2 separate regions of the Mus musculus genome follow, and region 1 is linked to region 2. A link is a loop called in an ENCODE intact Hi-C map of the cell type or tissue named here. Cell type or tissue: heart. All regions are shown on one strand. Links, peaks and the distances in the headings refer to the core of each region. The heading gives the core; the rest is flanking DNA.

Region 1 (11,537 bases), core at 5,780-8,279, 56 kb before region 2:
GCAAGTGCAGTATATCTAGAATTAAGTTGGGGGTAGGGGGCTGATCCTGAGAGCACCAAAGAGCAGTTCTTTTATACAGTGAGCTGTGCATGGGATAATTCAGGCTATCCTCATCTGAGATGGCACACATGACCAAATCACTGAGTACATTAAGCTCACATATGAGCATGCTGAACTCATTTTTGTGCTCGTATGGACATTTTTAGCCTCACCTCTCAGCTCTAATAGGCCCACACTTCAACTGGGATTCTAGACAGCAAGGAGCTGCTGCTGCTGTAATTAACAAGTCAGTTTATACAGAGAACTGATAATATGGCAAGAGAATTCTTGGAGTTTGGTCAGATGCAGGCTACTATTTTGGAATAGGACTCTGAGAACCCTGTTCTGAGACGGGTGTGTCCTCCTGAGGTTCCCAGCCGGGGCTAAGGCTGGCTGGGAGACTATCCAACTGGTAGCAAACCTAGCCTCGACCAGGGGGCCTAGCTAACCGCAGAGGTAATGTCGGATTCAGACACCGAAGAAAGCCAAGGAAGATGGTGTCCATAGAAATCCAACACTCTCTGAATTGGTTTCTGTTGCTGTGACAAAACACTGACCAATAACAACCAATAAAAGGTTTATTTCATTTTAAAGCTTACAGTGTGTCATGAAGGGAAGTCACAGCAGGAACTTTTGGAGGCAGAAGCTGAGGTTGAAGCCTGTGGAGGAGCCCTGCTTCCTGGCCTGCTCGTCATGGCTTGCTCAGCCTGCCTTTTATGTATATGTATGTATATGTACAGGTACATACACATACACACACACACACACACACACACACACACACACACACACACCACACACACACACACAACCCAGGACCACTTCCAGGGCAGGTATTGCCCACAATGGCCTGGGCCCTCTCACAATGATTACCAGTCAAGGAGATTACCCCACAGACTGGCCCACAGGCCAGTGGGCAACTAGGTTCTCAACTGAGTTTCCCTCTTCCCAGGTGACTCTAGCTGTGTAATATTGACCCCCCCCCCCCAAAAAAAAAAAGCACAGCTACTTACACAAAGATTTTTTAAAACATACTTTTGGTACCTTTTAACCCCTTTGTTAAATGATCAGAAGAGATCATTTACAAAATATGAGTGGGTTTCGGTTCAACGGTCTGAGTCAGCTTGCTGTGGAGTTGGCAGTGGGAAGCCATTCTTCCCCACATTGTCGTGCTCTTTCTGTCGTGCCTTCCTGATGCTTCTTTTGTTCCTTGTTAAGACAGGGCCCATGGGGTCTCTCTCGCTGACCTCTTGCCTCGGTGTGCTGGTCAGCACCCTGGGCTAGTGGTGCTAAGAATGCAGGCTGAGCAAGCCACGTGGAGCAAGGTTGTAAGCAGCACCCCTCTGTCAGCTTCCGCTTCCCTGCTTGAGTTCCTGCTCTGACTTCCCTTAGTGATGGACTGTGATGTCCCAGTTTGGTCACGGTGTTTTATCCCTGCATTAGAAACCCTGCAACCCCAGGCCTCCCGTGCTGCGATTACGAGCTTGTACCACCATATCTTACTCACACACACGCACCTATGCCCACTGATGTTTTGTAGCTAATCAGTTCCTGTCAGCTAACTGATGTGGGTGCAGGAAGCCTTAGGATAAACACTTCGTTATCTCACTGTCTCTGCCCCTTTCTATTCATTAGAAGACCTGCTCAGATGTTCAGGGCCGTGACTTGTGGTCTTATGATCATGCTATAATTAGCATGGACTCATCAAATGGAGATTAGCAGGACTCATCAAATCTTAAAGATTTCTAGAGCAAGTGAATGGCTGGTGAAGTCTGTGGAGAAGTATCTGGGGACAGACTCACACACGTGGTCATTTGACACCCGTGGCTTTTAAAAGGAAGTGGGTAGCCCTATTACATAGTTCAATCAGATGATATGCACAGACGTGCTTCCAGAATTCCCTCATATGCTAGGTCACAGTTCCCGTCCCCTGAGATTGATACATATATAATTAATAACTAGCACAGCATGTTCTCCGTCTGAAGGGCCACTGGCTGGAAGAACATTATAGCCTCTGCAGTAACCCGTCCTCCTGGTCTCTTTATAGTCCTCCACGAGAGAAAAGTGCTGGCAGAGTGTTGACCAACAAATCCATCAACTGAATGGATGGAATCTGGCTAGTGTCTATGTGTGAGTGTGCTGCATTTCACAGTCACAAATACTTAAATTGATTTTTAGAAACTAATAAAAATTAGTCCCCACAAATATCTTAATGACCCTGAGGTGTATATTCAATGAATATTCTTTTTACCACTGCTTTTAGTCTGTTGATGCATCTTAATATTGTTAACACTTAGAATGCAATTGATAATGCTTTCTTAGATTACAGAAGGACCCCAGGCAAGCACATTTTGGTTCTGAACCTCATGATTTTGCTGTTTCCAGGAGCTAGCTTTTTGACTTAGCCCTACAAAGTGGCTCATTTGTACCTCACACTAATGATGCCCCCAACATACCAGGGATGTGACCGTTTGTAAATGTGAAAAGGCAGGTGTTCAGATACAGTGCAGCGTGTCATCTGTAGCAGAGGCAGATGGTGGCTACAAAAGAGAGTGCTTCTATTTGGGATACACAGCACTTCCTTGTGCCAGGAGATAGCTGTTCTTTGCAGTCCCTGGTATCCTTCATCTACAGTCAGCGGTGATCTGAACATTTTAACTGGGGAACTCTGAAAACGTAGAACCCATCCTCCTGCCTGCCTGCCTTCCATCCCCCTTTCTTTTTCTTTTTTCTTTTATTTATTTATTTTTCACACAGGGTCTCACCGTGTAGCTCCAGTTGTCCTGGAATTCACTAAGTAGACCACGCTGGCCTCGAATTCATGGAGCTCCAGCTGCCTGGCTATAATTCCTATTTTCATTTGCACGTCTTTGTGGGTAGTGTGATGGAAGCTCATTGCTGCCCGTGCTCAGCAGAAGTTGACTCAGCTTTTCTTCCAGTGTCTTGTGCTAGGTACATTACAGTGTGTCTGCTGGTTACTGCTCGGTAGCCATCTTGGTACCAGACTGACTGTTAGGATAGCACAGTGTTCCATACCATTTTGGGTTCCATACTATATCTGGGGATTTTGTCACATGTCCCTGGGACAAGAGAAGGATTATCTTATGTGTTATCTCATTTAAATAGAAGCAATCTTCTGTCAGCAACTTCTTGAAAATCTAAAGTAAATTGTACAAATTATTTCTGAAGTTGTTTATTATGCAGGGACAGCATAGATTGAACTACCTGTAAGGCCATTGGTAAAAAAGTGTGTAAACCAAGCTTGCTCAGACAGTTAACCAGACATCCTGAATAAGACACAAGTGTTGACAGCCGTAGTGGAAGGAGCACACCATGGCTGAGTCCATAGCTCTGTTCAAGCAAGGAGCCTCAGGTTTGATATGAAGCACAATAACCAAATAGCCAAAACAGTAAAAGCAGCTTTATCAAGGTCCAGTTATTGAACTTAGTTCCGCGAAGACATCCCCTATCTTCAGGGCTAAATTTGGGTTTCCTTTTTTTAAAAAGGGATCTCTAGTGTTGTATTAATTGATTGGTTTATCATCATTATCACCACCTCTACCAGCACTATTGTTACTGTCCTTTGTGTGTGTGTGTGTGTGTGTGTGTGTGTTTAAACACTCTTGCTGTTTAATAGTCCATGCTGGTCTCAAGCTTAGTATGTACAACCCAGCTCAGCTCACACCTACCTCCCAAGTGTGAGGGTTCCAGGCGCACGCACCAGTCCAGCCTGATTGGCTTTTCTGATCATGTGCACGTTACAGGTGATCTTCTTGTGAGACTCAGTTTACTCTAAAGATAAAGTATTCATCATCGCCAAGGAAGAAATACCAAATACGTCATGTGCTTCCTTACGCCAGCTTGTGGTTGGAGAACTTTGGTTCTCTGCAGAAATTGTTCTAGCGTTCTGCCGGTGGCTGGGGTGAAACGGGGGTCTGCGGGCAGGTACATTGAAAGCCTGTCGGCCACTGTGAGGGTGCATATTTGGGAAGGATTTCCGAAAACTGTCTTCCTGGGCCACTTTTCTGGAGGGCAGTTCTGAGCTTTGGTGTGATGCACACCTCTGATTTGAATACTTGGATGCAGCTTTCCGGGATGTCTGTGCTGGAGAGAGCTACATAAACATTGGTTGTGACACAAGGGACGCTCGCTGGAGAAGGCAAGCAAGCAGTTTAAGGAACAAGTGCACATTGCTTCTGTTTTCTGCTTGAGGAGACGTTTACCTATAGGTACACATGTCCAGATAAGACTCTTTTAAGTCTAGCTGCCCTTTTGAGGAGTATGTTTTCTTATTGTTTGCAGCAACCTCAGGGCCTTGTGCATTGTAGGCAAGCACCCACCCATCATTGCAAATCACTCTAGCCCTGGTATTTATGTTTTTTTTCTAGTTGATCATAAATGGCCAATGTTCTGCTTATGTATAAAGTATGATGAGATTACAATTATGTACCTCTCTTTATAAACATAGTAGTCTGCACTCTGAAATTGGTTGACTCCTCATGTCTATGCATTCTGGAATTGATTGACTCCTCATGTCTAGACAGTATTTTCAAATAGAGTGCTGTGTGCTATCATCTCCATTTGGTCCAAAGCAGGAGCTGAGCCACTGTGTATGGTGTGCAGAGATGCTCAGGCAGTTGGGCAGTTCAGAAGTTAATCTCTAACCACCATATCGACTTCCTGTCCTCGGCTTTCAGAGAGTGCCATGTTGGAAGGACATCTTTTCATTATTTCCACATGTTTTTCTGGTCAGTTTGTGTGAAACTGCATATTAACACTTTAACACAGCCTTAGAGCTTCCAGATTCATCACTTGATGCTGCTGGTGCCCCAAGCCCTTCTGGATGTAGTAGTGGCTGTTAGTACGTCTGTACTGTGGGGCTCTGGTCCCGCCACTGGAGTCTCCTTATGCTATAGCCAGTGTTACTTTTTTTTTTTTTTTTTTTTTTTTTTGGTACTGTCTCAGACCTACACCTGAGTGAGCCTTCTAGGCTCAGGGAATCTAGCATTTGTTTGCTTAAATATTAAGCATTGCTGTGTTGTAAACCCAGCCAGTAACATTAACACAGCTGAGAACCTTTCTCCTTAAAGAAGTTCCTTAAATGCTTTGGGGCACATAGTCCTGAGCCATGCTATTCCTGCATATAGGCACAGGTCTCTGAGTGTGAGAGAGGTGGCTCATGTTTCCATTGTGTTGATGGTTTTATTTATTAGGAGCGTGGGTGGAAGTACTAAGCCAGATGGTAGTACAGTCTTTGGTTAGGAGTGTAAAGGGCACTGTAGTAACTGGTTTCTTTGCTGCTATGCAGGTGTCTCATTGTGGAGAGGGGGGAAGAAGGGTGAGCGCAACAATGTAGCAAGAGATGATACATTGTTAAACTCAGTGCAGACTGCTGTGGTGGTATTGCTAGGTGGAGTCCATCTAGGAACTTTGCTATTTGAGTGAAATGAGTATTTTAATAGATGATGTTCTTTTAGGGATATTGCGGAAGTAAATGGGCACATGTCTGAGCATGTACAACTGAGGTGGCATAGTTGGCAATGCTAAGTGACGTGGGACACACTCAGCAGGAATTGTGTGCAGACGTCCTAATCCAAGAATCTTGAATGTGAAGGCTTCTGAGTGCTAACCTAATAGTGCCGGGACAGGGCACCGGGCACATCTGATGTCATGTGACAGCTCACAGTCGAAACTAAAGTGCAAGGGTATGATAAAAGATTACCTTCACCTTCTGACCTGATGCTCACTCCTAAGACATCTCATCATGGATGTGTAAATGTCCCAAAGCCTGAAAAAATAGAATTATTGACACATTCTGGCCCCAAGTATTTCTGGATTCAACCTGTATAGTCTTACAATGATTTAGATGTGTCATTACAGAAAGTTTTCTAACCTATGTACATATATGTATGCTCATACAAAATAAGCATTTTTAACTTTTATTTTGAGATAACGTTAGACTTGCAAAAACATGGCAAAATTTTTACCAAACCAAACGAAATAAAAATCTTATATACCTTTACCTAGATTTTCCAAATGTTGCTATTTTACCAGAGTTGTTAACATCCTTATTATCAGTTTTTATATTAGTCACGTCTCTAATTTTTGTATACTTTTATTTTATGTTATGTAAATCTTTTTCTCAGACACCAAGACTGATGACTTTGGTCAAGTAGTTAAGTGGCAGCTACCACTGGGAAAATTTAATTTTCCTCTTTATGATTTCCTATGGGGATTTTTTTGGGGGGGGGAATGTACAGGTGTCTTACTTTTCAGGCATTGCGCCTTTAATTTTATACCCATCGATGAGTCTTGTCTTCCATAGTTGTTCTCATGGTGTTGGCCAGATGCTTTTTAAAAATCCCTTCATTGCTCTACTTTTGTTACTTTGCACTCTGAGATAAACAGCTTCTTGTTGAGTTCCTGCAGAATAGGCCCGGAGGCCCTTGTTTACAGTTTCAACTCTGTATAGTCATATTGCTGAAGTTGCTAGAGTAGGCCCAGTTGTCAGATGTCCATGCACAACACTCTTCTGGTCTTCTACTTACAGCTTTTGCCCTTGTGTCTGTGTGGTTTGAGTTGGGGACAGGAGGATCAGTGGTGGCCTTTCACCAGGTCTACCCAAATGTAGCTGTTTGTGTCCATTTAAGACGCAAGCCAGGCGTGGTGGCGCACGCCTTTAATCCTAGCGCCTGGGAGGCAGAAGCAGGCAGATTTCTGAGTTCGAGGCCAGCCTGGTCTACAGAGTGAGTTCCAGGACAGCCAGCCAGGGCTACACAGAAACCCTGTCTCAAAAAACCAAACAACAACAACAAAACAAACAAACAAAAAAGACTTAAAAACCCAAAGTAAGTGAGTGTTATGTATATGTTTGGGTTGGGATACCACTAGGATTTTTTTCCCCTTCATTTTAATATTGGCCATCGATAATATATGTTTCTGATGTCCAGGGAAAGATACTACCTGATATCTTAGTGAAGATGTGCTGTGATTGGGAATCAAGTGCGTCTAAGTCACACAGGAGACCACATGTTTTTGTACCTGTCAGTTGGGGACATTCATGTTTTTCAGGACACTTACATGAGAATTAATTGCAAGTCTAATGACTTGACAGAATTAGTGTGTGCACTCACACAGGGTCTGACCCCACTTGACTGCTGTCTGGGAGGTTAGGTGAGTTTCCCAAAGTCACAGAGTGCATGAGCCTCATGCTTTGGCTGTGAGTCCAGAGTTCTTGGAAAACCTACCGTCTATGTTTGTTTGTTTGTTTGTTTGTTTGTTAGCTGTCTTCCAGTGTCGGAGTTTTACATGAACTGTCAAGGAGCCTGAGGCTTGACGTAGCATCTGCTCATGATTAGTACATACTGCAAGGCTTTATTTCCCAAAGTCGTGAAGGCTCCTTGGCCGTAGTTTCAGGTGACAGAACTGTTTTCCTGTTAGGTCATAGTTTACACAATGCCTAGTGTCCATTGTGTAACTTCACTGTGGCCTGTGATTGTGAGACTTGTGATATCGGCTGAATGGAGATCCAGCAAGTTTGTGCTGATTGCTGGAACTTGAAGACTTCTCTTCATGAAGGCGGGATGAAGTTGTGTTGCATGTGGCTAGCTAACGTATGTAGAAAGCCAGGGGAGCCTTCCTTGTCTCCCACTTGTTTTGGATCCTTCTTCTGCTCCCAGAGCACCTGGTGCTGGCTCGTTGCATTTGCCGGGTAATTATGGTGTATATCCAGGTGCTTCCTGTCTGTCCTGATTTCGTCTCTACCCTCAGCTTTTAGTACAGCAGTCTGCTCAGAGCAGGCCCTCAGGGAAAATTTGACTATCCACTGCCTGGATCAGGCTGTCTTGTAGCAATAAGAGTCCTCTTGGTTTGCCTTCCTTTTTCTTTTCTCCCTTGTCTTTAAAGAGAACGTGCAGTCATTTTTAAGCAGTTATAGTAGTAGTCAGGCTTTTGGTGCATGCTGCGAAGCAGTCTCTAGCCAGTGATAAATATCTTAGATGGCAACAGGAACATATATTTGTCAAGGACTGTGATCATTTTGAACTTTTTCTTCCTTTCTCCTCCCTCCTGTAACAACAGTGTGCTTGGATTTGCTGGCAATCAGGTGTGAGACTCCCGAGTTAGAGGACTTTACTACTCATGGGAGTAGCAGTAGTTATGGTAACATTCCCCATAATTCTCTAAGCCCCAATTCCCACCTGACAGAATGGAAGCCCGGTTGACATTTGCATGGGTTGTGCTGTAATAAGGGATCCTGCACTTAGTCATGTTTTTCATGCCTGCTGGCTTTTATTTTTGAAGGGAGCCTGTGTTCTAAGGCTGTGAGCAAGCCCTGTGATCTGGAGAGAGACACTGCCTCTATGCGTACTCACTAGTAACTCAGTAATGACAACCTAAACAGATAGTGTCTCTGCCTGGAGGATGTGCAGACACAAGGGCTATGGAGAATTGTTTTTCAGCACATTTCATGGGGGTTTAGACAAAGTAAGAAAAGACACCCTTTGATGATCTTGTAATTTTGAACATACACTTTTAGAGTTCTTTCTGCAGATATGAATGTTTATATGTAGCTTACTTAAAACAGTCTGTTTTCTTCCTTCTAACATGATTTTCAAAAAATGTGTGCATATTGGTGTTTTGCCTGCCTGTATTGTCTGCGTGAGGGTGTCAGATCCACCGGAACTAGAATTACTGACAGCGGTGAGCTGCCACGTGCATGCTGGGAATTGAACCTGGGTCCTTTGGAAGAACACCCAGTGTTCCTAACCACTAAGCTATCTCCCCAGCCCCCAAACATGGTCTTTTAAAGCCTAGCACATTGGACTCATTTCCTTTCCCGTGCAGTATCTTTCTCTCTTGGCCTAGCACTTAGTTGTGCTAATTGCAGCACTGGAATTTTTAAAACTTGGTGATTTTAGAGATCGAAGGACAGAGATTTCAGATAATCTTTGAAGCAACTTTGAAGTTGCTGTGCTGGGTGCACTGCGAGGGCGACTCTGATCCTAGTGTTGGACATGGCGTGAGGACCTTTGCATTGCACCGCGACTGGACTCTGTAAACCTTAGCTCCGTCATGACCTTCAGTCCAGCCCACTGTGCACTCCTGGCTGAACTCCCTCCCAAGGGCCACCTGTACTTGTAACTTGATCATTCTTCACTTGCAGGGCATCTTACCCTTCATCTTGGCACTAATGCCAGGAAGCCTCCGGAAAGATCTGCTCGGCATAGCCGGTCTTTAGTCCTTCTGATGAGACTAACGTCCGCTTGAGTCGTAGTTGTTACAGCTCATCCCCAGTCACCTTATCTTGAAAGGCATCTCAGATCAAGTGTTTCGTGTCCACGTCCCACAAAAGGCAGTGGAGAGCTATTTATAATGAAAGAATTTGCCTTTGCTTTTGGGGGAAATTAGGTTTAAAATTATTAAGAAAGAGTTGCTAAGTAATCTCCTGACTGACATCTCTTTTAAAAGGCCTTAAGCTATCTTTCTTCAAAGAAAATATTATTCTTTTTTGAATGATTTAACAAGCTTATTGTTTGAAAATTCCAAGGATGAACAGCTTTCAAACAGTAGCAACAGCTCCCTCCTCAGTAGCTAAGACACGCCTGTTGAGGACCATTTTCACTTGCAGAGACGTCCCTGGGAGCTTAGTCAGATGAGACTGGAGAACCTTGTTGGGCCGTTGGCATTTTGTGTCCTGGTGGCCATTGCTCATTTGCTTTTTGCTCCTTCTTGCTTCTTCGCCCAAAGTGAATTTGCTAAAGCTCTGCTGCCCTTGTGCCTGGGATTTCCAGTTCACATCATGAGGTGTGCTTCACATTGCCCCAGACCATTCCCTAAGGGTTACCTTCTAGCAGTACTGTCACTGTGCCAACAAGAACAAGAGGTGGGGTAGGGGAGGGAGGAGGGGACACTACAGGCTAGATCAGGTCTGTTAGAATGAGATCAGACAGACTTATTGGAGAGAATGCAGCTAGAATGGGGACCCGTGGAATGCACGACTGACACACAGCTGTGTCTTGGGGTCCTGGTGTCCATATTCTGCGTGTGCTCTCTGGAGATGAGACTATGGGGGACATTTCTCATTCAGACCCTCACACAAGCCTAACAGTTTTTGGTGTTTGTTTTTAAACACGGATTCTTACTTTATAGTCCAGGTTGTCTTGGAACTGACTAGCCCAGGCCAGTTCCCGACTCCCAGCAGTCCTCCTGCCTTGCCTTCCCTGGGCCTGGATTGAATGCATGAACCACGCACTCTTACCTTCTTGTTAATGGCTGGAAACACTTGATTCTTGTGCTCTCCTCTGTTGACATGGGATCACTTATTTCTCAAATTCTAACATAGTCTTAAAGAATAATAGTTCATGGAAGGAAAGGTTTGCAGAGCCTGTGCCACAGGCTGTGATAGGCTCTGGAGAGAGATTCCAGAGTCTTCATCCTGGCAGTGTTTTCCTCTAAGGTATATTGGCATAAGTGTGGCCTCCTCCAGTTTCTTGGAAGGTCACTGGTAAGGAGGCTAGAATCTTCATTTTGCAGGTTTGTGAAAGGCAAGAGGAAAACAAAACCAAAGATGCTTTCATGTTCTCTCCCTAGCACTGTTGAGATGCCCGGCACATGCCCAGTTCTCACTATAGTCATTGCAACCACACACAAAGACGATTGTTTCTCTGGATTTATACCTAATGGAATAAACATTGAGATGAGCTTTTTAGTGTACCTGTAAGCTTTATTAAATTTCCTTTATATAGTTTTAGAATTAAGAGTAGTAAGTTCTAGAAATGATCTTTAAAAAAAACAAAACGAAACAAAACCCCCAAAAAACAGCTGTCTGTAAAGTGAGTCCTTGTGGGCTTCAGTGACTACGCCTCGGAGGGGCACATCCCTGTCCTCTGCAGAAGGGGCCTCCTGGGGCAGTCGCCTGCCTGACCGGGAGCTGCCTTTGCCTGAGCCTTGGTTGGTCTTTCTCCTCAGTGAGCTGGGAAGTGTGGGCTGGTGTCTGCTGGAGAAACAGTGGCATCCAGGATTCATGGGGGAAAGTGAGCCCATCAACCCCGTGATGGTAGGGGGTGAGTGGCTTAGTTACTTCCCTACTACTGTGCAGAGACACCATGACTGAGGCCACTATACAAGAAAGCAATGAATTGGGCTTGCTTACATTTTCAGAAGACGGGTTCCATGACCATCATGACGGAAGCACAGTGACAAGCAGGGAGATGTGGAACTGGAGCGGTGGCTGAGAGCTTAACCAGAGGTGCTAAGGGATGAGGGAGAGACCAGGCCTGGCGTGGCCTATGAAACCTCAGATCCCACTCCCAGGGACATCTCCTCCCACAAGGCCACATCTTCCGATCCTTCCTAAGCAGTCCTACCAACTGGGAACAAACACTTAGGTCTACAGGGACATTCCCATTCGGACCACTACAGGGAGACTTCCCCTTTTTCCTGTCTTACTATTACATGAGACCTCAGAACTTATCTGGAACTTAAAGTAAGAGAGTAAG
Region 2 (11,537 bases), core at 3,622-6,121:
ACCATAAAGGGAAACTGAGTCAAACAAGCCCACGGAGGCCTCCCTGCTTCCTGGATGTCATAGCCAGGTAAAAGCTTTTTTGGTGGTGGTAGTGGGTTGTCCATCTCTCCATCTTCAAGGAGGAGTGGAGTTCCTGACACTAGTGCTTATAAGCTCCTGTGAGAGGCAATGAAGAGAGATCAGAGATAGGCGGCGACCTAGGCTCACCTTTCATTTCCTGTTGTATCTGTCATGTTGTGCCATGGAAAGAGGCAGGAAGCTGAGGATGCCCTGGTGCGGGTGATGGGTGGGGAGGGATGCTTCTAAGGAGTTCTCCTGTTGAAATTGCCTCATGCGTTGCTAGGTAATTTATAGTCAGTCTCAAAAGGGAATGCCCAAGGTTAATGTACCATGACTGTGTTGATTTCTAAAATACATCTTTCATGGGGAATGGGTGGCCTTCAACAGTGGCTTGTCTCAGACCTTGCTTTTCCTTTGTAAGTAATAATCCCTTGCCTTCTCCAACACTAACCTCAGGTGAGTGAGCACAAGGTTCCTCAGACCAGCCTCTTAAAGCAGGGTTGGCATCCAAAAGTGAGACCTTCCTCAGATCCGCTGCTGATGGTGGGGCTGAGTGGGCCTGGGAGCTGCAGTCCTGGGAGCAGGAGCCCTGGAGATTATTTTCAGAGACCCTTATTGAGGTGAAATCTGGACTCTTGACTTTGCCAGAAGAATGTCAGGGCCTGTCAGTGTGAAGCAGACTTGGGCTTTGTAAGATGTTTTGACATAGGTAAAGCATGAGCAGTTTGTGCTGTGGTGTGTGTGTGTGTGTGTGTGTGTGTGTGTGTGTGTGGTCTTTGAGGAAGGAAAGTACCTATAAGTGTATGTGTGCTTCACAAGAGAGCTGCATGTAATTGTCTCAAGAGTTGCCATTTGGTGATTTATTTTTTGAAGTTACCCCTCAAAAGGTTGCTAAGAACTTTGATCTTTTTTCTTTTTAGTTTTTGGTAAATAAGGCTGTAAGATATTTCCTAAGGTTATTGGGTAGTTTATTAACAGGCTGATAAAACCACAGATCATAGGGGTTAAACAATGAGTAAGACTTTTTTTTTCCTTCTGCAAATGAAATTTATAGTCTTGTTTATGAGATTCCCAGAAAATTGCAGATGTATAGGTGGGGAAGGAGTGAAGGGAGACGAGACATGTCTCTGTATGGAAGTAAAAGTAATTCTGTATTGGTGAATTTATAGTAGATTTGTTAATGTGGCTAGAATTCTTCACTCAGAGTTGTCAAGAAGCCTCAACCAGACTGTAGGGTTAGAAACCTTACAGCGGTTCTCAACCTTCCGCATGCTGCAACCCTATCATAGAGTTGCTCATGTTGTGGTGACCCCCAGCCATAAATTTATCTTCATTGCTACTTTATAACTGTAATTTTGCTACTGTTATAAATCATAATATAAAATCTGATATGCAGGATATCTGAGGTGTAGGAAATGTCAAGATAGCTGTGAAAGGTTCAGGGTCTTGCTCCACAGGTTGAGAACCAATGTCTTATGTCCTTTCGTTTCATCCTCTCTCGGAACCATCCTTCTGTCTGTCCATCTGTCTCTCTATCTATCGCCCATTACACCCAGCCTGGTGGGAGGTGAAGCCATCTCAGGCTCCCCATTTCACATGGAAAGTGTGGGAAACTTAGCCTCTGCCAGTGTTCCCCAGGGTGGCAGGCAGCTGACCCAGACAGCTTCGTCCCTGAGCCCTGCCTCGAAGGAGATACTAACTTTGAACTGTGGTGTTGCTTTGAGGTACACATAAAACTTCAGTGCTACTCACCTCTGCCCACCACGTTGTCGGAACCCTACTTGACCCCCTCTCCCCATCTGTTCTTCAGGCAGTAACTTATAACCTCTAGATGCAGCACCTGGAGCAGGGAGCTGCTGAGGAGGTCTTGCTTGGTGTAGGGCCTGATACAAAGCTGTAGAAGGGGAGAGCTACCAAGTGAGTGGGTGTCCATGCCACACCCACTTAAATGCCCCTTCAGTGTTCCCACTTCTTTCATTCATACTAAGTTTAGTTTGCAAAAGGATTCCTTATGCTTTTGGTAGAAAAGATTCTGATGGTGACATGTTCCGCTGTAAGTGACAGTGTTTAGGAGAAGAAACGAGGAAAACAGAATTACCACCCCATAGCATGCCGCTCTGCTGAGCTGCAAACAGCTGAATTCTCTCTCTCTGCCCCGACCCCCACCTCCAGTGTCTTGAAAGGGACCTATGACAAGCGGGAAGAGACGTCTGTGTGGCCTCAGCATGAGGGTCAGTGGCCACAACCACCAGAAGCCTCTGTCCTTTCTTAGTGCCCAGCTGGAGTAGTAAGAGAACATCCCACCATTAGAGCTCTTCCTTGGTAACTTAGCCATACTCTCTCAAGTCAGGACAGTTACCACAACTGCCCAGAGTCTAGCCCTGCTCTGAGGGGGCCGCAGAGCACCATGGGCAAGCTTGTGTGGAGCCTGTCCTGGCTTTGACTTACTAAGTTCCAGCATCCCCAGAGAGTCTAGGAAGGTGATGCACTGTGGGCAGGATGGTCATATCCCAAGGCTTACCTGAGTCCTCAGGCAAAGGATGCTTAGAGTCGCACCCCTCCTCTCCTCCCATCTCTGCTGGCCTTTGCACCCAGCATGCATCTTCCTTTGGACCAGTGAAGATGCTTCATGATACCAAGAGGGAGGCCAGTTCTTCCACATGTGGTCCACTCTTATGCAAAGGAAGATAGCTCAGTGGATGAAGTCTTGCCCCTCAGTGTAAGGACTAGCCGTAATAAGATACCTGGTATCCACATGAATACTGATGGCCATGAAGGGATTCCCTGGGGCAGGTCACTAGGTTAGGGTAACCAGGAGAATGTTGTGTTCAAGTGTGAGACCCTGCCTCAATGTATACTGTGGAGAGCAGTCAATGAAGGCAGTTATTTCCCTTGAATGTTACTAGATCTTTTTTACTTAACGGCCATATTTTATTCTGTCTTTAAAAAGCCCTTCCTTTTCTAAGCGTGGAAAGAGGATTTGAGGTGCAGTCGCAGTTGCAGGAGATGAGGGGATGGTGGGTTGAGGTGGTGGATAGAGAAGGGAAATGGTGTTCTCTCTCTTGTTAACTTGAGCAGGTTTTCCTCAGCCGCCATACTCTGTAGTGTCTTACCCTCTTACCAGGATCCAGCAGGAAAGGAAGTCACCCAGGCCTGTCTGATGTGATTTTCCCTGCTCTGAAATGGGCGTAGGGCAGGGCACCAGGCCTGGTTAAGTGTTGAGTAAATTAATGGCTTTAGCTTTCAAGGCCGTATGCCGCCCACATTGGGATAAAGCTATAATCTTGAGGCAGCTGGACAGGTTCATTACCCATGAGCAAAGTTATGCTGGTCCTGTTTCTTGGACAGGAAGCCATTAGCCTGTAGGATCGCGTCAGGGCTAGTGTTTCTTCAGCAGTCACATCTTCCACCACATAGAAGGACCTGGAAGAAAATGTCAGACTTGACTGTTTAGAATTCAACCTAAAATCAAACAAGTTATGAAGCATGAGTTGTCCTCCCTAGGTTTCTTACACGATTCCACATCCCCTGCCACGCCCCACCACCCCCCCCCCCCCCACCAGAAATTACCTGGATGGCCCACCTTGATTGTGACTGGTCCCTCAGCACAGATGAACTGCAGCGCACACTAAGAAAACAGGGACAGAACTGTCAAGGCAAGTAGGGTGGCTGAAGCACGGAAGGACAATGTCAGCTGTGTCTTGGGCCTCCATGTTCCGGGTCTTGCCTTGGTCGTCTGGGGTTTATTTCCATGCCAGCGACGATGCAGTGCTTGGGTGGGAACGGGTGGTAGTTAAGATTGTCCAGCTAATCACAGCCTCCCCACCTCAGATCAGTAACAGCAGCGCGTGCCCAGATGCGCACCTGTCAGACGGACCCGCCTGGGAGTGGAGTCGAGGCTGTTCTCTGCTCTCGTGCATGTTTTGTTCTCTATTCGACGATAAGCGTCTTCAAACAGGGACTGTGCAGGTTGGGGAATCCCCAGGGCTTAGCAGATCAGTGTGTGTAAAAGTTCTGTCTGAACACGAGCGCCAAGTGAACCAAACAGCTCGAGGCTCCATCGGGGAACTGGCTACTACAAAGTTCTGCCACATTCTTGGATCTCATTAAAGATACGCCCTTCTAGTGAGTTTCATGTTGGAATTAAATCCATGAAGCCTTTACCTCATTGACACATTTAAGGGTCCGTGACTTACTGGAGTGTATTTGTAACAGACAGACCTACAATATCCTAATTTTGCTGAATATTTAGCAACTTTGGTTTATGTATAAACAAGATAATGATTTAAGTATTGTTTAGATGTAACTCGTGGCCACTCAAATTAATTGATTACTTATTAAGACTCTCAGCCTTGAGTAGTAAAAGCAGAGGCTGACAAGATAGGCAGGGCCCCTGAAGCCCGGGGAAGTCCCCTGCAGGAAGGAAGTCCCCAGCCACAACCCAGGTCACAGGGGCTGAATTGACAGTTTACATGTTAGAGAAGCTAGAAGTCTTGTTGGTGGTTCGAGGATAGCCAGACCTACAAAGAGAGACCCTGTCTCGAACTACAAGCAAGCAAAAGAAGTGGGCAGGAGCCAACGTAGGGGTCAGGGACACTGGTGTGGCGATCAACTATAATAATCCGTAAGATTTACTAATGTGTAAGGTAATAAGATTTGGAGCTTAAATCCAAACCGGTGCTCATTGCTGGGATCAAGTCCTTTGTCCCGTGGCATCTGAAGTCTCAGAAGCCTTGGTTCTCCTTATTTGTTTCCTGTCTTTCCTAGTAATGGTCACCAACAGGCAGGCGGACACGACCGAAGCAAGCCTGTTGGCCACACCTCGCACTCACAGAAGTTTAAGTTGTGTTCCGTTCCTGTTGCAGAAAACATATGGCAGAAACCCCGAGATTCGTTCTGTCAGCTGTTCCACTTGAGCCCTCTGGGACTCGGGGACTTGGGACACATATGTGCTGACATGTAAAACAAAGAAGTTCTGTCTGGAGTTGTGTGGAGTTGACGTAGCTTCGTTCCCTCAAGCCCAGGCTGGTCACAAAGTCTCATGACTAAAGCATTTCCTTGCAACTGTTTTTGGGTGAACCCTGCTAACTGCAGAGAAGCAGGCCTCTGATGCCTGCACACTTCCTGCTCCTGCTCCCCCCCCCCCCCTCTCTGCAGTGAAAGTGCAGAAATGAGCCTCCTCCTAAGCATTCTCCCTTCGTATGCTCCACCCTTCCTTCCTTCATCAGAGGTGAGACCAACAGTGATTAGGGCAGAAAATAATGTTTTAATTACATTGCAACAACCCCAAAGTAAAACCTTTTCCTATCTTAAACTACAAATGAAGGACTCGTCGTTAAGTACACGAGACAGCAAGAGAACCAGTCACTTTTAGTGCCTGGCCATTGTGAGCAGGTTGGCAACTTTAGAATATGGTTAGTTCTGTGTTTTTGTGAACTGTACTCAGGAGCCCAGTTGTAGACTGGTGGTGAGGTTTGCCAGCTGCAAAGGGTGTTGTTTTCCTAGGGTTAAATGGCTGCTTGGGGTTTTCTGCCGTGCTCCCCATACGGTGGGACACAGTGCCCAGTGACTGTGACCAGTATTTAGGTCATTTCCAGGATGTGGCAAAGGCTTGAGTGCTACAGGCGCTGAGTGGGTTATGTATCCAGTATTAGGGTTCCCAGTGTGTGCAGTGTGCACACGTATTTCTGGGAACAGGAATGATGGGAGTGGGTTTTTGGTGATGCGTGTAGGAGTTCAAAGGGTCAGAAGTTGAGCGTCTGTCTGGTTGGGATTCTTTCATTTTCGCCTGGGGAGAGAATAAGTATTGGCAAGCGAGCGAGGCTGCACAGGAGGCAGATGTCACATCTGAAGGATTATGTCATGTCAGGGAGTGTGTGTCTTACGGGAAGGCATCAAGAAGCCACAGAGGGGCATCGTGGAAAACTTATGGAGAGCAGTAGAAGGAGGTGTGAGCTAGAAGCCGATTTCAAGGCGAGTGGTGGGGTCAGAAGGACTACTGACCACTGATTAGGAGGCTGCAGATACAGCAAGGCCACCTGCGGGAATTCCACGGTGGGGTGGAAGGCAAGGGGAGCCAGGCGAGGCTATTTAAATGAATGAAATGCTTGATGTGATAATGGATCAGGATTTCTCTTAACAATCAATCTTGGTTGGGCTGGTATCCATTCACATAGCTCAGGGATCGAGTTTTATCGCTCTGGGTCAATTCCCCGGGCTCTTCTGCAAAGCAGTCTGTGGATCAGGTTGGCTTTACTGAACCATGTGTGCATGTATGCATAAGTGAGAGGCACATATGTAATTAGGGTGGCGTCTGCTGTCAGGCTTTATAGCACACATGCACACAGAGAGACACAGAGAAAGAGACAGACAGACAGACAGAGGCACAGGGAGATGGGGGGGGGGGGGACAGGTTGCCCATGTGATTTATTTTGAATCACTTAGTCAGAGAAATGCAATTTCTCTGTTTGCTTCTTTGTTGGTCTGGGATCAGAAGATTAAGGGTGCCCTTGGCCATATTTCCTTTTTATTTTATGAAACTAGAAGAAGCTGGAACCCCTTTTATAATAATAACCACTATATAATAATAGCCGTTATACAATATAATGCCTTTGGACAACTGGCCTATTATATATTATGAATTAACTTCCAATGTACCATTAATGCATAGTTAAAACATCAACAAAGTCTACTGATTTCTTCGTTCGTTTAAGGCATTTGTAATACTCTTAACAAGCCTTTCATCCTTTGGCAGTTCAGCTTGTCCTGTATACTTTGTGGGTAAGAAATGAAAAGCCAGAGCTATATGTTGACGTTTCCTTGAGTCAGTAAAGCTTGTGCTCTTCTTAACTGTGTGCTGTTATAGGCTGTCACTAATAAGACAGGATGAGTTAGCCAATCAGGTGGTTATTACTAAACATTAGAATCCGCTTTGTCGTTATTTCCATGTGGTGGTTTGTGGACACATCTACATTCCCGGTGCATGTGATTCATCCTCGTGTCCAATCTGGGGTCATATAATTTTGTAAAAAATGACATAAGCATCAGTTGATTGTGCTTGCATTTTTTTATATCTTAGTAAGCATTCTGGTGAAAATGTAACCTTTGTTCTCTAACATTCTTCCATAATTAAATGCATTCACAGAAGATTCCGATCCATTAAAACACTTCCTTCCTGTGACACTGGCGTGAGCTTTACACGGCCACCCCACCCCCACCACACACACCTCGCTAGCACTGCCTCCCTGCAGTGGAGCAGCATCCTGCAGGCTCTGCGCTGGAGCGGCTTGCTCAGACAGGGTGACGTCACCCTCTCTGCCGGCAGTGCGAGGGCGGGGCCACCGCACAGATGTGGAGTTTTATCTCCTGCCCTTTGTGTTCCGGAGCTCTGCCAATTACCTAATGAGTAAAATTCGGTAATTACCACCAAGGCTCGTCAGTAAGAGCAGCTACCAGCTTACTATTTAACATTTTTGCTGTGGTTGCTTTAGAACGCTGCCTTAGTTATTAGTCTTACTTGTAGCATAACCTGTGCTTCCGTCAGCCATGCTTCAGTCTTTCCCACAGGCGATTTTTCGGTTTAATAAATGTAAGGTGGGGGTAGCTGACAGGCTCTGAGACCTACGAGGTGGCTGGGAAGCAGTCTGTGGGTGACTGACAGACAATTCAGAACAAGGCACACGGGCAACTTTATCAGGAGCTCTATCTGTGGAGGAATAATAGGGCTCTTAAATACCATGTTTTCCTAAAAGAAAAAAAAATTAAGTCAGCGAATGATTATGTGAAATTCAAAATGATTAAAATCTGCTAGAGGTCCTGAGTGGATTACCAAAAGAAGCTGTTTTAGTTTTAAACTTACTCTTTTTAACACACACACACACACACACACACACACACACACACACACACACATATATATGTATGTATATGTATATATGTATATATTGTATATGAGTACACTGTAACTGTCTTCAGACACACCAGAAGAGGGCATCGGATCCCATTACAGATGGTTGTTGTGGTTGCTGGGAATTGAACTCAGGACCTGGAAGAACAGTCAGTGCTCTTAACCACTGAGCCATCTTCCCAGCACCAAAAATCTTACCCTTACCTCAGATAATTAGCTTCATCTTAGGTCTTTGTGCACATGTACACGGAAAGTGCTATTGGGTCAACGAGCTGAGTGATGAGTGAGCGCTCACACAACCTGGAGATGTCCCGTGGTGCGGCTCCTCCTGGGAGCAACCAAGATGGAGGGCTGCTGCTCCTTTATTGTTGGTTGATGTTAAAAATGGAAGGCCACCGTGGTGGTCAGTGAGCTCTGTGGCTTGCTGGGAACGGTTCTGTTGGAGTGGCACCGCAGCCCTGACACAGAGTCTGATGACCAAAAGGGCACAGTTGATCTGACCACTGCGCTGTTGGGTTGTTGACATTCCAGCTCCCCCCACCCCCATTCACCCAAAAGATTTCCCATTGTCAGAGACAACTGTGGGATCTCTCCTCCTGGAGCAAAGAGGGTAATTTTCCCTCTTACAGCTGTAATCATGGTGTGACTGAAGGCTAAATACCCAGAGCTGATCTTTTACAGACTGAAATAGAAAGTCCTGGAGGACACTGGGCGAGCGGCGGCGGGGGTGGGGGTGGGGGACGACGGACAGGGACGCAGACTCTGGTAGTTTGTTCCTTTTCACCCGGTACTCAGAGGTTTGGATACTCGCACCTACTTCCGTCTAAAGCGAGTTCCCCGAGTGAGAGGAAGATGGAGGCTATCCATTTGCTGCATGGTTGGCAGCTTCTGAAACAGGAGACATTCGGTGGCGTGGTCTTAGTATTTATCCCAGGCTTACTGCTCCTGGCCAGATAGCATTGTAAACATGTAACACGATCCACTCTGTTGTTTAACATCAGGGTTGAGCTGTCTTAGATGAAACTATTAAGATATTTAATTTACGTATGCACATTTAGAGAAGGGGAAGGAGGGAAGGGGAGAGTGGACTTGAAGCCAGAACTTCCCAGAGCTCTCTTTACACAGTCATCCCTCTGCTAACCAAGGCCTAACTGCAAATGCCCTCTCATGAGCATCCTCAGCACACACATTGTAGGCCTGACCCAGAAAGTAGTGCTTGTCAATCACTCCTTCCCTGGGACCCATCGTGCCCCACAGTAGTGGTTCATGAAAGCCTACACCAGCTTCCTTACCTTTCTGCTCACATTATTGTAGGTTTTATGTAACTTAAACGTTCAGAAAATGGGCACAGCTAAATGCCCCTGATCTTGGTGGTTGCCTTCCTTGCCTGCTGCCCACCTTTTGCCCACCCTCTTCTAACCTCACCAACTTCTCTGTGCGGTCCTTGTCCATCCGCAGACCCTCTTGGTCATAGAAGTAAAAGTGTGGCTACTCCTTGGTCTCTGGGACAGAGATATGGTGAAGAATCTCAGAGGGATCTCTTCTAACTGAGTTTGTAGTGGGTGACCTCCTGTAATCCCAGCAAGAAGAAATGCCTCCAGGAGAAGACCATTGAACCCAGAACCTAAAGCCTTTTAATTCACGAGCCAAGGAAGTCTTAGGTATCTGGCCTTTCTGTACTGTAGTCCAGAACCCATGGAGTATAGCAAAAAGCTGTTTATTTTTAATTTCTAAGAAAAATTATTTTTAAACAGCTGCACACTCTGACTTCATAAGTATTCTCTAGGGCATAGACAAGAACCTGGGTGAACATTGGCTTGTTGGACGTGTCTGTTCGCGACCCTGAACAGTAGAAAAGGATTTCTCTTGTCAGACATCTTTAGGTTTGACCTATAGCTGCAGGTCACTCCATTCTCACTGGGATCCCCCAGCTTATGAGCCTTCTCATCATCTGCATTGGCTACAGGCTGTCACCAGCCTGACGCCACTGCCTTAGCTGTACCGCCATCTTTACCACGAGCGGTACTGAATTAAAGTGGTACTGAGTTACCTCGATGGATGGGGAGCTGCTGAGATTAGCTTGAATTTATTCAAGAGCTCTGGAGGCACTGGGGTGAAATTGTAGCCCTCTGGCTCGGGTATCTGCCATCTAGAAACCAGAACTGCTTCTCAGTCTGGTGGGTTGCCAGCACACAGCCATGGCGGTTCACACAGAAAAGTTGGTGCACTAGAAAGTGAAGTGGCCTGGTGACCTGAAGACCTGAGCTCTGGCTCAAGTCTGTTATTCCCTGGCTGGGTCATGCCAGAAGTCCTCTCAGGGCTTTGGTCCTTGCTGCCTGCCTCTGCCTCAGGAATGCTGGGATTAAAGGTGGCTATTGCCACCTGCCTGGCTCAGATGCTTGATTTTTTTTTTTTTTTTTTTTTTTTAGAAGGGCCACAGGGAACTTGTGTTTCATGTATGAGGCTTGGGAAAAGCTGGAAGCTTGGGCCACTGACTCTGATACTTAGTCTGAGGACTCTTTCTCCCAGATTTCTCCTCTCGGTTTCACATACCACAGTGCAGTCCTGAGCATGTAATCTAGTTTGGCCTTACACTGGGCTCTGTCCTCTCCACCAGCCAGAATAAAGTTAGAGCAGTGAATTCAACATCATGCGCTTCTCCAAGTGCACATCCCCGGATTTGATTGAATTCGGGTGCCTTGACCTAAGGGCCCTCCTGTGTTAGCTTCCTCGTTGCTGGGATTACAGTTGTGTGACAGCGTGCCCGCCTGGTGAGAGACTGTCTATCAGAATATGAGAACTGGGCCAGTGAGCACACTAGAACTCCACTTATTTAATACTCTTTACTTAGACCACATCTTTTACCAGTTGTGAACATGAAAAATAATGTTTCAGATCTTTTCCTTGTACTATTTGACAAAAATGGAAGGAAAAAAAAAAAAAAACCAGGCCTGGGGGAGCTGTCTTGTGTTTCTCTGAGAGTATGTTAGTGATGGCAGATGCAGCTCTGGTTGTAATGGGCATTCAGCCCTAGAATGGTGACCTCCCTTAGAGTATCCTAAGGCATGAGCACGAGGGAGAAAATCTTTCTCCCACGTTCCTAGGTGGGTGCTCTCCTGGTGGGCGGGCTGGGCATATTTAGGCCGCAGCTCACTCTACTTACGCATTGGCTTGTCCTAAGTTGTAGGCAGTATTCTGGCCTCTCGTAAAATTGAAAATTGTTCCCTGGCTTTCTAAGATTTTCTGTTCTTCAGTCCATGGCCTTGGCCACCTCGGAAATTGGAGTGGCAACAGGCTAGCTTAGTCATTGATGCTCTTCTTCGGGGTATAACCCAAAAAGCTTAGAAGGAGCGAGCCAGGAGGGAGCACTGGCCAGTGTGGGCTGTGCATAAGCCCCTCTGTGTGCCAGGCAAGTACTGCTATTAACCAGGCTGAGGAGACTAAGAGTAGGCATCGAGCTCCCTCTAGAGGCTTTGCTGGGCTACAACAAGCAGACTTTTCCAAAAAAAAAAAAAAAAAAAAAAAAAAAAAGCTGCCAATGCCAATGCTGCAGCCTTCTCTGGCAGTTACC

The links. Peaks named below come from ENCODE experiments on the same cell type or tissue, not always from the same donor. Only the 100,000 strongest peaks of a DNase experiment are listed, where the experiment ranks them.
Region 1: it touches region 2 in a loop (2.2-fold over the local background); 5 of 42 quality-filtered maps call a loop at or near these places.

Annotation. Positions count from the first base shown.
Region 1 is chr15:27,978,237-27,989,773 of GRCm38, reverse strand. The region is part of intron 1 of Trio (triple functional domain (PTPRF interacting)); the gene reads left to right. Gm29975 reads left to right here. Exons shown (of 5, transcript XM_017316826.2): 1 at 1-11,537. Among named protein-coding and RNA genes, the nearest start is that of Gm29975, 11 kb to the left of the region's middle. In heart, for the core only: no CTCF peak of the experiment used is centred there; no DNase peak of the experiment used is centred there.
Region 2 is chr15:27,919,607-27,931,143 of GRCm38, reverse strand. The region is part of intron 1 of Trio (triple functional domain (PTPRF interacting)); the gene reads left to right. Among named protein-coding and RNA genes, the nearest start is that of Gm29975, 70 kb to the left of the region's middle. In heart, for the core only: no CTCF peak of the experiment used is centred there; DNase peaks (open chromatin) are centred at 3,903 and 5,033; H3K27ac peaks cover 1,149 bases.